Linked DNA regions of Mus musculus: region 1 is linked to region 2. Evidence: chromatin contacts called from ENCODE POLR2A ChIA-PET data. All regions are on one chromosome and are shown on one strand. Each heading gives the region's core, a stretch centred on a gene start or an enhancer-like site at or near the end of the contact. The rest is flanking DNA. Distances are from core to core; before and after follow the strand shown. Region 1 has its middle 61 kb from the start of Gm51770. Region 2 overlaps Arid5b (AT rich interactive domain 5B (MRF1-like)).

What was found. ChIA-PET counts read pairs that join two places held with the same protein, here RNA polymerase II (POLR2A).
Region 1: POLR2A ChIA-PET joins it to region 2 with 11 read pairs in embryonic stem cell. The contact joins two enhancer-like sites. POLR2A ChIA-PET finds 5 or more read pairs at or near these places in 2 of 5 experiments (Patski and embryonic stem cell).

Annotation. Positions count from the first base shown.
Region 1 is chr10:68,088,003-68,092,012 of GRCm38, reverse strand. No RefSeq gene overlaps it. Among named protein-coding and RNA genes, the nearest start is that of Gm51770, 61 kb to the left of the region's middle. Within about 2 kb of position 1,670, at least 1 of the 3 ENCODE cell types and tissues checked has a DNase peak (open chromatin) inside an H3K27ac peak, as active enhancers do.
Region 2 is chr10:68,164,674-68,168,927 of GRCm38, reverse strand. The region is part of intron 4 of Arid5b (AT rich interactive domain 5B (MRF1-like)); the gene reads left to right. All of the region lies in intron 1 of Gm51770 (a long non-coding RNA gene), which reads right to left. Among named protein-coding and RNA genes, the nearest start is that of Gm51770, 16 kb to the right of the region's middle. Within about 2 kb of position 2,952, at least 1 of the 3 ENCODE cell types and tissues checked has a DNase peak (open chromatin) inside an H3K27ac peak, as active enhancers do.

The DNA of each region.
Region 1 (4,010 bases), core at 421-2,920, 76 kb after region 2:
TCTGGGGGAGGAGTCTGATGACTAATGTGATACCTAAGAGGAAGTCACCACTGAACGGATAAGCGTGAGTTAGCTAGAGTGGACTGGGAGAGGGTAATTTAAGCATCAGAGAGCACATATTTAAAGGCCCCGAAGCAGGAATGAGTTGAATTTACAGTAATTGAACAGGGTCTGAGGGTGATAGCTTACAGGGCATGATTAACAGACAACAATGAATGAATGTGGTTAGGTGAGGTTAAAGTATGGTGGAGACCATCTAAGTAGGCCAGATTGAGCCTCTGGTCATTGTCCTGACCAAAAGAAGAGGTTTAAGCAGGGAGACCACCGAGTTAGGTTGTCCACACTGACATCATTCACAAAGAGCTGCCGAGTGGAGACAGGCAGAGTGCAGCCTAACATAGAAGTGGCAGACGTTTTGGGTGGTAGACTGGATGGCCACATCCCTGAGGGACTTGGAAGAAAGAGCACAGGGGTTGAAAATGCAGGAACTTGACGTCGGTATCAATAGCGTCCATTGGGTAGAGATGATAAAGATGTTGGGTCTTTCCCCGAAAGCCTGTGGGCTCGCCCCTGGCCCAACTCAACTTGCCAGCAGTCGAAATGAGGCATCCGTGACGCAGACCGACGGATTCCTTTCCTGAGGAGTCTCGGAGATAAGGCAGGAAGGGCAGGAATGGGGTCAGGGGAGGATTCCGGTGACAGTTGAGGCTTGAGGCCATATCACATCATCGGGATAGGCTTTGAGTAGACCGGAGAAATCAATTTGGAGGCAAGCATGCATGCCACTACAACAATGGACGTGTGGGACAGGGGCTTGGGGGGAGCATCCATTTAGATAAAAAGATAATCCAGGACCCCTTTTCTCATTAGAATAGACTCTCCAATGGACTACAAGGCCAGCAAGAGTCGTGACAACATAGCTGTGCTTCCCACCCTCTCCTCCCTGACTGCCATCCCTTTTCTAACGGGAAGGACCCTTAGCCCCATGGTCCTCTGACCATGACTTTGACCCACGTCTATCTCATCCTGTACTGTGGCTTGGTTGCATACAGCAGAAGGATATCTATCCCTCTGCACCACACTGAGCCTCTGTAGATGAGATTCAAGCACAACAGGAAACTTCATGATTTTTTTTTTTTTAAATCAGGTTTGCTTGGTAAATGTTGTCAGAACGGGACAATACCTTTGGTAAAGATTCACTTGGGGCACAAAAGCAATGAAAATACCTAATGATACATTCCAGGAAAACGGCCAAAGAGAACAAATGTTTTACAGCTGATAGCGATCAGGGTCTGAGTGGTTATTTACAGTAAGCCTAAGTGGAGAGGAAGAGCTGGAAATGACCAGTGGTCAGGAGTGGGGTAAGAGAAGAGAGAGCCATAAGGTTGATCTACAAAAATATAAATAAATAAATAAATAAATAAATAAATAAATAGATAGATAGATAGATAGATAGATAGATAGATAGATAGATAGATAGATAGATAGATAAATGAATTGCATTAATTTGTGCTACATGGATTCAGAATTCCTGAATTCAAGGACCTCTGGGCAAGTTACCAGAATTAACATTGTGAAGCATCTGTTGAAATAGCAGACTATTTTTAATCATGTTTTTCCAGGGCCACAGGCATCCAGCCAGCTGCCTCGTGTATAGGTCAGAACCACAGGCATTCAGCCAGCCACCTCGTGGTCACTCAGGTCTCTTCTCAGAATCCCCACTGCATTCATTGTTACTGACTCGCTGTGGGATCCAACTGTCCAGTATAACTTCCCGGGGGTGGGGTGGTAGAAATGTTTATGGAAGTCTTTTCCAATATCATGTCTCACGGCCAGTGTGGTGACTGAGCCCCTAAAATGTGCCCACTGTGACAAGGGAACTGAGTGCTGAATTCTGTCCGTTACATTTGAGGAGCCACATGTAGCGGGATATCAAACGGGACAATGAAGATCTAGAAAAGCCAGATGGCCAATCTGTCTTTGGCTACACTAACTGCAGATATTCCGTGTCTCCCCAACACAGTAAAGCAATGACACTGTGCCTCTCCTTCCCCATCCCCCCCAAAAAAGAAAGAAGAAATTAATTCATGAATGGTGATGCTCTATTTCATTGTGGATTTACACACTGCAGGAGTTAAATTCTCACTTAAGGAGTAAGTCAGTCACTGAACAAGCAACCACTAGGAGGTGCTCACGGGTATGGCCTCTGGCTCCAGCCCGACTTTTTTGGTTAAATCTAATGATGGGAAGAATAAACTCAGTTTTCAGAAAGTCTGTAACGTGCTAGATACAGCCACATTCAAGTCACCCTACTTCATTCTATGGCAGCTTATCATTCACTGTAGAGCCGAGAGAACCGCCAACATGAGATAGATTGCCCGGTAGCAAGGCCCTCGGGGTGGGGCACAGCATCTTGTATAGTTAAGTCTACTGACAACCATGTTTTGGTGTTTTTTTCAAGCCTGGGCCTGTCACTTCACTGATGCAGTGACGACTGGAGTAATTAATGATCTGACCATGCACACTACCCGCACTGCTTAAAACGTTGCTTTGGTTTGGTTTGGTTTTGGATTGGGGGAGGGGCAGAGGTCTCCATTCATCATTAGCCCTCATAGAAATCCACGACATAAGTACGATACTTATTTCCACAAAAATGAAAAGTAAACAAATGGTAAACATGACATGTATCTGTACTTGACAACTGTGAAAAAACAAGGCATTATTGAGATCTTGCTAACCTGTCAGGATGAGACATGCGGCCCTGTCGTGGTGGCTAAGCCTTCATCCGGTCATTTTGTCTAGACTCTTCTCCATCATCCCCCTCTTCAGCCCTAAAATTCCCCAAACTGAATCCTCCCAAAACCTCCAGGTCTCAGCCTTTTAAGGCAATTTGAGAATTAATGAGACAAAAAAGAGGAAAAACAATACAAGGAGAGGTTCTCAATAAATAGTGTTAGCAAAGAAAACAGAGCCAACGGATGGTTTAATTTATTAGAATCAAGCTTAGAGAACTGGGATTTTTAAAACATATTTTTTTTCCTAAGGTGGGGAAAAAAACTAACAAAATGTTCTGAAGCCCATAGAATTAAAGATTTGCTTGGCACGCAAATATTTCCTGTCCAAAAAGCACCAGGTTTGTATAGTTTTAGAACCGTTTCAAAGAACTGAAGACTAGGAATGGGTAAAGCGTTCTTTATGAGTTCTCTGTCATCTTATTGCCAAGATGCAGAAAGCTTAGTAAGATCCCGGCTACAAAGGCAGATGTTTTCACAGGTATATACATTCAGACAGATGCACTCATGTTTACATAAATAGATGAAATTATATACACAAATTATTTATTCAAACTATATTAAAATAATATTAAACCGTGCCCAAGAAAAGCTTATTCCAGACATATCAGGATAGTAGGAACTAAATTTTTTACTAACAAAATAATATACAGAATAAAATCCCATCTGGAATAAAATTAGGTTGAGCCCATATGTCAAGCAATGGACAGATGAACTCTTAGTGGAATTTCTGGCTGAAAAGATTTTAAAGAAAACACTAGGATAAATTCCTAACTCTCCTAGGGGAAAAGGCACCCTAACCACTACTCAGGATTTCCATGCTGAACCGGCTTGCTCTATACAGTCTCCATTTGGAAAAGCAAATTCCAAGTGTTCATTTTATTGGGAAAATAAGTGCATGGGCCTTCACCCAAAGGCTTCATTTCATTTACAAAGCGCCTCTAGGGGATCACCAAGGAAGCAGGCAGAGGTGATAAGAAGTACAGACATAGAGCATTGCAACTGAATGAGTTTGGACAAATATATTCACCTACATAGACCCACCCCTCCAGGTCCCCAGGGGATTGTTTTTAGAACCTCCTCCACCCTAGGATGCTCAAACTGACAGATAATCAGGAGTCTAGTACAAACAGCTCAGTATTTGTAAATCACTACATATGCCCTCCTGCACACTTGAAATAATCACTAAGTGACTTTTTAAAATGTATTCATTTTTAA
Region 2 (4,254 bases), core at 1,703-4,202:
AGCAGGACTCTGGGTCAAGGGTAGTGGCAATAATCATATAACATAAAACAGCCTGCATTTCCTGTGTACGCATGCTGGTTAGTATGTGTGCACACGTTTCTAGAAATTCAGAAACTGCCCAGGGCGTGTACGTTTGCAAAAGTAAGGCATGCTGTTCGGTTCTTTCCCTGATCCCACCTCCTTTCAAAAATAGAAACTCAGAAGTTCTGAGTCAGGCTACAGATTATTTGGCTGGTTCAACTGTAGAGTAAGTTATTAATGACACCCAGATGTTGTTTTTAGTGATTGGATGTTTTCGGCTGTGAAATAATATTTTCTTGTGTGTGTGTGTGTGTGTGTGTGTGTGTGTGTGTGTGTGTGTGTAGTGTGTAGTATGTGATGTGGTATGTGTGTGTGCATGTACGCGCATGTGTGTGTGTGTGCTCAGAGTGATGTTTCTTGCTGTGATCCACAGCATGTGGAGAAAAAGCCCAATGGCGGAAGCGTTTGCATGTCCAATGGCATCACTGATAAGTGACTGCTTCATTCTTTATTTTTAGCTCGCACTGCCTTTTTTCCCATATGTCTAAAAATAAGTATTTGCAAGCTTTGCATTCTGCTGCTCATTGTAATACACAAAATATTTGTGCACAGAGCGAAACGCACTGATAGCGCTCAAGATGAGCTATTTCAAGAAAGGAAGGCTTGTTGTGCTAAGAGGAGATAAAATACATTTTTATGAGTGGTAATGTCAGAGAAAGCCATCCATCTTATTTTGAAATAGTTTTAAAGGAGTGGCTAGATAGTTGACCTCTGAAATGATTTAAATAGATTCAATGGGGTGGGAGGAAGGATTCCATGTCTAAAATAGTATGCTCTGCTATATATTGGCTATTGTAAGTCATCATCCAAAGATGGCACTTAGTGCCTGGTCATCTGGGACAGAGGCCCCTCTGTGTAGGATCACCCAAGCTGTCAACTTCCAGAAGACCTATTCTCCAGTCTTTGAGTCTATTCCAGCTCGTTAACACCTCTATCCCAAGGCTGGCAGAGAAAAGTAGAGGAAGAGGAAAAAAAAAAAAAGAATCACGTTAGTTGCTCTTAATAGCCTTTGCAAAGGCCAGCTCATGGCTGAGATAGAAGCCAGTGGTGGGAAGAAAATGTAAGATTTTTCTGCTTTCTGTTGTAGGCTCCCTTTCCTGCCTCGGCACAGCTAATCAATATTTGACTTAAAGACGTTTCAACGAACTTGACGCTGGAAGGCCTTGCTGACATAATCGTGTATTATGTCTTCCCGTTAAACTCCCAGAAATAGGGTGAGCACCGGAGAGTTAAATGGTGTCCTGCCTCCCCATATCTGAGGGAGACTCTCTCCTGGGCTATTGCTCCTAATCAGGGGTTCCACAGCAGGTGACAACTTTTAATTCACCTTCAGAGCTAGCCATCTCTGTGACAACTCTGTGGTATGATCACGCCTTCTGGCCCTGACCTGGTGACATTCGGTATTAATGAGATTGGCAGGTTGGGCTGTGACTGTGTTTACGTCTTTGTGTGTTGCTATACTTACAGTTCACCCAGAACAATCTGGGGCCAAGGTTTGCTCTTATCAGGATAGGTGGCTGGTTGACACCACCTCACAGATTCTATTAGAAGGGACAATAGAGTCATTCTTCAGTGTGGGCAGTCCTTAGCCACCCTTGCTGATATGTATTCTTTAAAGCACCCTGGCTATGCCACCCTCCCATTTCAGCCCCACTTTTGGACCAACCACGCAGCTCAGAGATTTGGGGCTTTGTCTTGGAAGCTCCTCCATCAATCAGAATTCCAAATTGACACTGTTAAGGTCCCCAGAGGTGTTGAGGGTCTGGATTCAGCAATTATGGTGAATAAAAACCTTGCAGCTAGCTAGGGCAAATGCCAGAATTCCAACTACTAACAGTGGAAAAGGGAAGTGGTTTATGTTAGACTATGGTCATACTCTTCTGATTAAACCCACTCAAAAAAAAAAAAGAGAGAGAGAAAGAAAGAAAGACAACACTGTAATATTTTCCAATGACTGTTTATCATGAATTACGTCAGCCTTCATTTAAGTTGCTATTATTTCTCCTTAATGCTTCTCTGGTGCCTACATAATTCACCACACTGGCAGCCTTGGGACTATGAAATAAGCTTTCACAGTGTCCATACAAGGCGTGGGTTTTTTTTTTTTTTGGTTGTTGTTGTTAATTATTATAAAACTCCTTTAACTTTTTACAAAGTGGCATAAAATATTGTTGAGGTATTTATGGCTCAAACGACATGGCTCTATTTTGCTCCTGGCTAGTTCTTAACTAAAGCAATCATTTGTGGTTATTAGAGCTGCCAGAGATATTATGTCAGAACTGGTTTAAGACTATTATGTATCACATGTCAGTACTTGAGGCTGCCTTTCAAAAAAAAAAAAAAAAAACCAAAAAAACAAAAGCGTGATTTTCATTTGCGTTCTTCCAGGGATCAATGATTTATAAGCTAACTGGAGTTCATTCCAAGGTGTACCCATCACCTGGGAGCCTGTCTCAAACCTCCCATCATCCGCTTGGAGTCTCTTTCCTGTGGATCTAAAAAAAATCTCTCCAAAGCAAACGTTGGCAAAGGTTGAGTTCCAAGCGAAGATTTGTTTCTAGGGAGTCATGGAATTAGCTGGAACTGCTTAATGGCCCGTGGCTAGGCTAGTTCTGAGTCCCTGAGTGTGTAGGTTTTTTCTGTGTAGATTTCCTAAGTGTTGAGACCAATGGTTATGACCTTCTGAAGGGGGGGAGGGGGAACAGTCCCCACTCATGGGTGAGCCTGCCTCAGATGCTCAAACAGCCTACCCCAGCTTTGTAAAGACAGTTCTTGGGTGAAGGACAGTATGGAGAAAGGCAAAGAACCAGGTCTGGGGTTCCACAAAGCTGCTCTTCCAAGCAAACTTTCTATTAATATGGTGCTCTGCTGAGCTGCAAATACTGTGTGTTCCCTCCTCGCTTATTTAAAGCAAGAAAGGAAGGGCGTGCCAGAACATTCTACAAAGAACGAAAACACATTAATGACTCATGTGAACAATTACTGATTTTTCTTAACATATAATTTCTTAATTACTGTCAACCAAAATAATTTGCATGATAATATCCTCAAGCCCCTCCCCCCAAGTGGTGTTTCATAGTTTTAGCTTGGGGATCAAAGAGTCTGTTTGATCAATAATCAGGGAAATTTAACTCCTTCCTTCTGACTGGATCCACAGGAAGCTGACAGGAGATATCTTCACAATAATTACCTCCAACACAATGGGGGGAAAAAAAAGAAAAAAAGAGCTCTCCAGTAAAGTAAACAGCTCTGGAAAGGGCTGCAGGCGGTTTCTTTAGCTTGAATTCAAGGAGGAAATTGTGACTTTTGTGAAACTTGCATAAATTTACATGTATCCTGTCAGAGTTTTAAAATTAGACAACATGCCTGAGTGCCCTGGAAATGAGTCTGCCATCCAGATTTAGAGAGCTTTTAGCTTTTTTAATTAAAGGCATTTCACAAGCCAACACCAGAGACACGAAGAAAATTACGTATTACATAAGAACACAGCAACCTTGGAGATTTAGTGAGTGAATATTTTGGATTTAGGAAGGAGATAAAAGGTGTGAAGGGAGCAGTTATGGGGAATTTTTTAAGGTGTTAAAAAAATTTTTTTTTTTTTCAGAGAAGCGAAAAGGCCAAACTGCCACTTGCTGTAGCCCTGGTTCTGGAACTGGTTCAAAGCTCACAGAACTGACTGTGAGTTTGTGGTGGTTGTTAATGAGCACTTGTGGCAGTGAGCTGGGATCATGGATTTGTTATGAATAGATATATTCAGATATATTCACATGCATATATTTGTATATGTATATGAAATTCATATATATATATATATATATATATATATATGGAATTCAGAAGACAGAAGACAAGACTCATTACCACAGCAGATTATGAAAACCCCAAACAGTATGGTTATCATTGTGATAACCATATTTATCCGCTGCTCTGCCTCATATCCCACAACCCCTCTTTCTAAATGCCTTAATAATGCCTGATAATGAAATACTGTTATTGGCCATGTTAAACCATTTAAAGAAACTTAGACTAAATACTGTCAGCTCGTGTTTGCTTTCCTGGCGTGCTCATTTATTGAGAAATTTGGAATGAATGTTAAACATCTGGGCATAGCTTGGTGCACGCAAAGCCATCTTTAAAATGTGTATATTTCAGAACTTCTTTAGTGTATTTATT